2 separate regions of the Mus musculus genome follow, and region 1 is linked to region 2. A link is a loop called in an ENCODE intact Hi-C map of the cell type or tissue named here. Cell type or tissue: heart. All regions are shown on one strand. Links, peaks and the distances in the headings refer to the core of each region. The heading gives the core; the rest is flanking DNA. Region 1 overlaps Gm51822 (a long non-coding RNA gene). Region 2 has its middle 11 kb from the start of Esyt1.

Region 1 (4,397 bases), core at 165-4,164, 200 kb before region 2:
AAAACACTGAAATAGATGTTATTCCTTTGATGGATTTTATTTCTCTTTCTTATTTTGTGTCAGGATCTCACCATGTAGTCCTAGCTGACTGAACCAGATCTCATTATTGCTGGGTTTTGACTTGTTGGTTGGTTGGTTTTTTTTGAGACAGGGTTTCTCTGTGTAGCTCTGGCTGTCCTGGAACTCACTCTGTAGATCAGATTGGCCTGTGTGTCACCACACCCAGCTTTGGTTTTGGCTTTTTTTTTTTTTTTAAGATTTTTATTTATTTATTTTATGTATGTGAACACACTGTAGCTATACAGATGGTTGTGAGCCTTCATGTGGTTGTTGGGAATTGAATTTTTAGAACCTTTGCTTGCTCTGATTGGCCCCACTCTCTGGCCCAAAGATTTATTTATGATTATAAGTACACTGTAGCTGACTTCAGATGCACCAGAAGAGGGTGTCAGATCTCATTACAGGTGGTTGTGAGCCACCATGTGGTTGCTGGGAATTGAACTCAGGACCTTCAGAAGACCAGTCAGTGCTCTTACCAGCTGAGCCAACTTGGCTGCCCTGGCTTTGACTTTTGAGATAGGGTCTTGCTTAGTACCTCTGGCTGACTTCCCACAATCCTCCTGCTTCAGCTGCACTGCTAGTTACAAGCATGTACCCCCACACCCAGAGATAAATTATTCTTTGTTTTATTTCTACTTTAAAAATGTTTTAAAGTTAGTTTATTTTTTTATGTGTATTGGTATTTTGCTTACATATATGTCTTTGTAAAGGTGCCATATCTCCTGGAACTGAAGTTAGAGACAGTTGTAAGGTGCCATGTGGATGCTAGGAATTGAACCCAGGTCCTTTGGAAAAACAGCTAGTGCTGAGACATCTCTTCAGCCCCCCACCCCCACCCCTTTTTGTGACACAGGGTTTCTCTGGCTGTCCTAGAACTTGCTTGGTTTACAAGGCTGGTCTTGAATTCAGAGATTGACATGCCCCTGCCTCAAGAATACTGAGATTCAAAGCATTTTCCATACCTGGTCTCATTATTCTATTTTATAGATAAAGAAGCAAGTTCAGAGAGGTTAAGTGGTCTTGCTAGTCAACAAGGAACCGAGAATCCATCTATGATCATCTTAGCCAGTGATCTGTCTGCTACACCTCACTTTAGGAAGTACAGTCTGCATGTATTCTCTAGTAGTTGTATAAAGTAGTATTTCTAAGATGTGTTTGCAAACCCCCCTGGGAGCTTGGATGTGCGAGTGCAGGGTTCTAACAATCACCAGTGTAGAAGCATTGCGTCCTCTGGTCCCCTTTTCCAGACTGTTTCTCATCAGACTCCCATTTTGAGGGTTAGGAAAGAGGATAGTCAGGGCTGAATTGTCTAAAAGAAGCAGCCTGATTTAGAGCTGGGTGCAGTAGTACATGCCTGTTGCCTGAGTTTTTCGAAAGGATGAGGCAGAAGGATTGCTTGAGTTTAGGAATTTGAAGTCAGCCTGGGCAATAGTTTAAGACCCTGTTTCTTCAAAATATTTTAGGGTTGAGGTTGTAGTTCACGTGTTTAATGCTCTCCTAGTATTCATGAGCTCTGCTATCTTGTTCACCAAAGTCATTTCAGCTGCTACACCGTTCTCTCTCTCTCTCTCCCTCTCTCTCTCTCTGTCTCTGTCTCTGTCTCTCTCTTCCTTATCTGTATATGTTCTAGGGTGGGTGTCTCCAGTTCCTTACGTCAGTTATGGATGTGCAAAGGTTTTACAGATGGGCGAAACTGCATAGTTCTTATCTTTTAAAGTACCTTTATAGCAACACATTGTGCTGATGTCTCCAGGAGACTGCAGACAGTGATTCCCGGGTGTGGTTCAGTGGAACGACATTTGCCCAGTATGCAGGGTGCCTTGGATTCCTGGTAGCTAGGGAGTAGATGGTAAAGCTTGGCAGAGCTTGACGTGAGCTCTGGAATGAGGTTGTGAATTCTAGCTAGGCCAGCTATGAGCAATGGCCCTTGGCCGGACATTTTATCTGAGTTGCCTTCTCTTTAAAGGTACTATTACCTACATATTATAGAGTTGCAAGGATTAATTAAGGTGACTCATGCACTATAGTTAGATAGTGACTTGAAACAGTAAGCACTGCATTGTAGCTTTGTTCAGCTAAGCGTGGCAGTGTGTGTGTGCCTGGGATCCAGGAGGATCACAAGTTCTCCACCAACTTAAGCAATTTAGCGAGATTTTTTTTTTGCCTCAAAATAAATTTAATTTTTCTTTTAGATAGGATCTCTTTATATACTCCAGGCCATCCTTGAACTTACTGTGTAGCCAAAGATGACCTTGAACTCCAGAGTTTCCTGCTTCCACCTCCCAAATGTTGGGGTTATAGATACATGTGCCATTCCTGGTTCCTCACCATTTTTAAAAACAGGGCTTTGATGTAGCTCATGGCTTAGCATATGTGAGACTCATGTAACCATATACACGTTCCTGTACACACACACACATACAGAGAGAGAGAGAGAGAGAGAGAGAGAGAGAGAGAGAGAGAGAGAGAGAGAGAGAGAGAGCAAACTACTGTCTACTGTCTACTGAAGTTTGTTTACCTATAGGAGATAATGTTAAGACGATTCTAGAGCCCGAATTCTCCCACTTGATCTTGACCACCAGGGGGCACCGTTGTCCCTGAGCATTTTGAATCTTCCCAAGGTCACAATTATGTCAAGTCTTTTCTGTGGCCCCTTCCTGTTCTCATGCAGGTATATTTGGACCTAGAGTTTTCTTAGCTGTTATATTCATGCCAGTCTTAACTTTCCCACCTATGTTCAGAAAGAAACTGTAGGGCTAGGGGTGTGGTTTGATGTTTGAGTATTAGTAATAGCATGTTACAAACCGCATTCACTCCCAGCAATGAGGGACAGACTGATACAGACTCAGCTTTTGGGCGAAACCACTTAACCCCCTTCATCTCTGGGCTTTCACATTGATTTTATAACAATGGACATCAGGATTAAATAACTTCAAATAAATAAAAATTGGACGTTAAAGTACAGAATCCTATCAAGGGGCTTAAAAAGGATGGCATTCTCTCTGTAGTTATTAAAACTCCAGTTACCATTATGGCCACCCAATAATTGTCCCTTCAGCAGCCTCACCTGATGGGGACAGCCTCTGGTTACTTACGGCACTGGAGTTCAGGCCTCTGATCTGCTAGCTAGTCTCTGTGGATAATTAACTATGGGGGAAGGAACCAGGTCAGACTATTCTGGGGTTATGAGGAAACCCCATGTGAGATGCTAAATTGGGAGCCAATATTGATCAGTGAAGCTTTGAAGTCCCCGGGGAGGTGGTCTAAGGTTATTGCTTCTCAAGAGGCGCAGCTTCTCTTGATAAAGTTCTCTCATAAGAACTACCTGACTTCCAAGCTAGAACAACACTACTGGGCAGATATGAATATGTATATGAGAAAACTTGAGGAAATAGGGGTTTTCTTTCTCTTTTCCAAGTCTAAGCCACAAACTACATCCTCTATAAACAAGGACTATCTGAACTTGGCTTACATGGATACTGAGACCTCTGCACTTTGTTACTGTCATGTGGTGAGATAAAAGGATTGTACATTTGAGGCTTGGTGGTTACAGATAAGGTGCTCTGATCATTGGGTCAGCTTCTCTCCACCCTTAGGCCAATTTCACAGTAGGCACAGGAAAGTACAGAAGTTCTGAGGTGTTCTACCCCGGGGCATTTAAGAGTGATGTGTAAGATCATTAAATCCTTGTGTCATTCACTGCAATGTTTTCTGAGGGAGAAATAAGAGAGAGAGCCAAGTAGGATAAACGTCCTCGAGTCCTTTGGAAATACTGTGAATGATGGGACGAAAAGAGAGTGTCTAACACCTGATCTTGAGTGGAGAGTTGCAGCTCCTGATCCTGTGTCTGAGGTGGGCTGGCTCTATGGGGTTTTATGATATGGGGTTTTATGAAGAATGTCAGAATCATAAGGCCCAGGACCCAAAGACTGAAAGGTTCCTTCATATTAAGGGGGCTTTTGTAAGACTTAGACTCCATATAGTTCACAAACATCACTAAACATTCAGGCTTCTGGTTTTGCTCTTCTCCACATAACGGGGTCAGTATCTGTAATTTCAAGATTTCTTCTGTTCACAAATGACCATCAAGCAACTAACTCTGGCATCATAGCGGGCTTTCTGCGTGATGTCACCTCCACGGCCATGAAGTCATTAACCAAAGACATTCTTTAAGAAAGCATGCCAAGCAGGTAGAGGAAGTGCAATGGTCAGTTGCAGTGTTCAGTGACCTTCAAACGTCGCGTGCTGGAGCTTTATCTTCAGCATTCTCCGGAGAACCCGAAATGTGTTAAGGGCAAAGGGAAAAGCCAAAGAAGGAAGTTAACTGAGTTCTCAGG
Region 2 (4,397 bases), core at 320-4,319:
TAAGTAAAGAAAATATCTAATAAAAAAAAGATAACATATTTTACAAAATAAAAAATAAATCTCCTTTGTGTTGAGAACTTGGTCTTGGGTGTTTCTGGTTCCTGTCCTTTCACTGACCACATGGCTTCCCTTGAAGACAGTAGGACATTCCCTCTGTGGTGATCCTCCTCTCTGCAGAACATATGCTGGTTGGAGCCCCAACTCTGATGGGTCCATGACTTCTCTGATCAAACTGACAGGGAAGAGTGAGTGGAGTGCTTGCCTGGTGAACTGACTTGTTTTATGTCAAACCTGCCCCAAATTAGAGTCATCAGAGGATGGAGCCTCAATTGAGAAAATGCCACTATAAGACCCAGTTGCAGGACATTTTCTTACTTAGTGATCAGTGGGGGAGGGTCTAGCCCATTGTGAGTAGAGCTATCCTCGGGATTGTGGTCCTGAATTCAATAAGAAAGCAGGCTGAGCAAACCAGTAAGCAGCATCCCTCCATGGCCTCTGCATCAGCTCCAACCTCCAGGTTCCTGCCCTGTTTGAGTTCCTGCCCTGACTTCCTTCAGTGATAGACTACAGTGTAGAAACGTAACCCAAATAAACCCTTTCCCCAACTTGCTTTTGGGTCATGGTACTTTGTCACATTAATAGAAACCCAAACTAAGACCCCTGCGTACCCAAAGCCGTGGGTCCCATCCCCAGCACCACATAAAACCAGGTGCGGTGGTGGCATACACCTGTAATCTCAGTCAGTACTCAAGAGGTAGGGGTGGGAGGATTAGAAACTCAAGGTCAGTTTGGGTTACCTGATGACAAGTGTCTGTGAGCTGCCTGACCTTTCCAGAGTTATCCATCATCTCCTGGTCCTCCAAGACCTAATAGACCCAGGGCCAAAGTCCTGGCTGAGCTGAGGGAGAGAGACGGTGGACTGCAGGGGGTGGGGGTGGGGGTTAAAGCAATTTTGAGGAAACACAGCTCCAAGCCAGATAAAAATCACCAGCTTGTGCTGTTTGAATGAGAATGGCCCTATAAGCTCATGGATTTGAATGCTTAGTCACCAGGGAGTGGCACTGCTTGAAAAGGATTAAGAAGTGTGGCCTTGTTAGAGGAAGTGTGCCACTGAAGATGCACTTGGAAAGTGCTAAAGTCCATGCCAAGCCTACACAGAAGGATGTAGCTCTTAGCTATTTATCCAGCACCAGCCTCAAGGGCTGCCAACCCTCCATGATATGACGGGCTAAACTTTTTTTAAAAAGATTTTATTTATTTATTACATATATGTCTATATGTTAGTACACTGTAGCTGTCTTCAGACACACCAGAAGAGGGCATTAGATCCCATTACAGATGGTTGTGAGCCACCATGTGGTTGCTGGGATTTGAACTCAGGACCTTTGGAAGAGCGGTCAGTGCTCTTAACAGCTGAGCCATCTCTCCAGCCCAGGCTAAACTTTCTAAAACTGTAAGCAAGCTTCCCGTTAAATGCTTTCTTTTATAGGAACTACCTTGGTCATTATGTCTCTTCACAGCAATAGGACAGTAACTAAGACGCACAGCTACAAACCTAATCTCTCTCTTCTAACCAACCCTACTTCCCCTGCTAAGCAGAAAAACACAAGACTCAAAATCTATTCTGCATCAAAGAGTAATATTAAGTTTTACTTCCCTTTCTCTGCTGCCCCAGGCCTGGCAGGATCTAGACTTCCTGAGCACAATTCTCTCTTTTACCCAGGCTCTCCACATTCACACATGTGAGCAAGTAGAAACAGAAGAGGATGGGTGATCTGCTTGCTGGGACTACCATCACTGCAATGTGAGGAACTTCCTTAGTTGAAGGACTCCCCACACACCAAAACTTGTACCACACCTCAGTAAAAGAAAAGGCTCTTGTTGAATAGACCAGCTGAGCTCCGGAGGTACATGCATTTCTAACTTTTTCTTCCTCGACCCACCACATCATGAGACCTTCACATAGACATTATTATATGGTGCACAGAACATTTTTCAGGCCGGTTTTGTCACAGATCGGATTCAGGAGCCACGGGGTGCTGTGCCTTAACCGCACAAACAGGGTGGGGCCCCATCTGTTGTCAATTTTGTGCCTTAAGCGCCACCTGGTGGTGATAAACTGTAATAGGCCGCGTCTCATGACCAAGGCTTGAACTGAGTACCTACACTTCCTGGTTGTGTGTATAAACTTCGGCGGGAAGCACGGGGTTGGAGGTGGTATTTGATCTCAGCACACTCTGGAAGACGGAAGAGGAAACAGGATTTGATGAACCTTTCTTCTGTACTCCTTTTCAAAGGTTTGATGAAGCGTTCTTCTGTGCTCATTTTTAAAAGCTACTGTCAGTCGGATAGTGCTGCTGCCCTGGATGACTCTATATAGGTTTATTACAGTCAAGAATCAAGTCTGCCATGGCCTGGAGAGATGGTTCAGCGGTTAAGCGCACTGACTGCTCTTCCAGAGATGCTGAGTTCAATTCCCAGCAACTGCGTGGTGGCTCACAACCATCTGCAATGGGGTCTGATACCCTCTGTCTGTTGTGTCTGAAGAGAGCAATGTGGGGCTGGAGAGATGGCTCAGCAGTTAAGCGCACTGACTGCTCTTCCAGAGGTCCTGAGTTCAACTCCCAGCAACCACATGGTGGCTCACAACCACCTGTAATGGGATCTGGTGTCCTCTTCTGGTGTGTCTGAAGACAGAGACAGTATCTTCATTCACTCACATACATAAAATAAATAAAGTTTTTAAAAAGAGAGAGAGAGCAATGGTGTACTTATATACATAAAATAAATAAATAATTAAAAAAAGAAGAATCAGCCTGCCTAATTGAATGTTGGCCCCATTGCTTATTAATTGCAGAAACCTAGCAGAATGTACTTGTATGTATATGTATATATATATATATATATATATATATATATATATATATATATATATATGCCTGGTACCTGAGGAGGCTGGGAGAAGGTATCATTCCCCTGGAACTGGAGTTAAAGTTGTGAGCATCTGTTCCAGATTCAGTCTTTATGTGATCTAGACTTTCTTGTACCCCAAGGCGCCTTGGAACCTGCTATGTAACTGAGGCTGTTTTGAATTCCTGATCCTCTGGCTTCAGCCTTTCAAGTGCAGGAATTACAGGTGTGAACCACCACACTCAACCATGGTTTTAAAAGTAAGTGTGCATGCGGTGTGTGCTTGTCCACGAGTGTGCATGTGCATAGCTAGAATAACAGGTGATTGTGAGCTGCTGACTTGGGTGTGCAGAGAACCAAACTCAGGTCCTTTGAGTGGACAGTTGTGGGAAGCCACATGTGCCGTTGCAGAGTGGCACTGACTACTGCTGGCCACCATGCATAAGTTTGGACAAACAACCAATGTGTACATATGCAGTAAAGTTTTTTGCAAAGACACTCCCTGGCCCGGGCATGATAATGAGGCTTTGAGAGTATGACCAATCAGATGTGAGACATGCAAATGAGGTATGATAATGAGGCTCTGTGAGGTACAGAGAGTAGCCAATCAGATGAGGAACATGCAAATGAGGCGTAGTGCATAACCAATCTGGGTGTGAGACACGCCTCTCCTAGGCCTATATAAGCAGCACCAGTTCTGGGCTTGGGGTCTCTTCGCCTCTGCAATCAAGCTCTCCCAATAAACGTGTGCAGAAGGATCCTGTTGCAGCATAGTTCTTGCTGGTCGAGTCCAAGGAGCGCAAGAGACAGTGTTACTAACTCCTCTGGGGGAGACACACATTCTAAAGTTCCAAAGACAAACCAAGGTACAAGACAGTGTTACTAACTCCTCTGGGGGAGACACACATTCTAAAGTTCCAAAGACAAACCAAGGTACAAGTCCACCAAAAGTTCACCGGGGAACCAGTAGACTCTTAGGCTTACTTACAGAGCAGCGAGTGAGAGTTACAAACAGGAGCACAGGTGACCTTAAAGCAGCCACCCTGGAAGGTCTGAACCCAGGAGGGATGATGGCTTCTCCAGATGCATAGAGAAGGTCCCTTCCCCTCAGCCTTTCCCACTTATATCCTCTAGCCCCTCCCCCAAGAACCATGAGTCCAAGGCAATTAGGGCAGAATTGCATGCCATTGGTTGGCAGGACTGGCTGGATACTCAGGTGAGGGTCCCATGACCTTCCTGCCTTCTAAGAGGGAAGGAAATGGTCAGGAGGCCCAGCTGTGATGAGCTTCTGTGAGTAGGCCCTGGGAGAATGCTTGAAGATGGTGGTAGTTTGGTTCCTGTACAAGAACAGCAGGCACTCATTGTCAGGACAAATGGGCTCACTGAGATGCCTGTTAACATAGCAAAGGGGACTCAGACCACCAGTCTCCCTCAGGACTACTTTTTTTTCTTTTTTCTTTTTTTTTTTTTTTTTTGAGACAGGGTTT

What was found. A loop is a pair of places that touch in the nucleus more often than their neighbours do. Peaks named below come from ENCODE experiments on the same cell type or tissue, not always from the same donor. Only the 100,000 strongest peaks of a DNase experiment are listed, where the experiment ranks them.
Region 1: a loop joins it to region 2, with 6 times the contacts of the local background. A loop is called at or near these places in 3 of 42 quality-filtered maps.

Annotation. Positions count from the first base shown.
Region 1 is chr10:128,333,152-128,337,548 of GRCm38, forward strand. Gm51822 (a long non-coding RNA gene) reads right to left here. Exons shown (of 2, transcript XR_003949053.1): 2 at 3,988-4,397. Among named protein-coding and RNA genes, the nearest start is that of Cs, 2.4 kb to the right of the region's middle. In heart, for the core only: a CTCF peak has its summit at 2,646 (motif pointing right); no DNase peak of the experiment used is centred there; H3K4me3 peaks cover 1,001 bases; H3K27ac peaks cover 1,433 bases.
Region 2 is chr10:128,534,351-128,538,747 of GRCm38, forward strand. No RefSeq gene overlaps it. Among named protein-coding and RNA genes, the nearest start is that of Esyt1, 11 kb to the left of the region's middle. In heart, for the core only: a CTCF peak has its summit at 2,113 (motif pointing left); a DNase peak (open chromatin) is centred at 2,101; H3K4me3 peaks cover 801 bases; H3K27ac peaks cover 999 bases.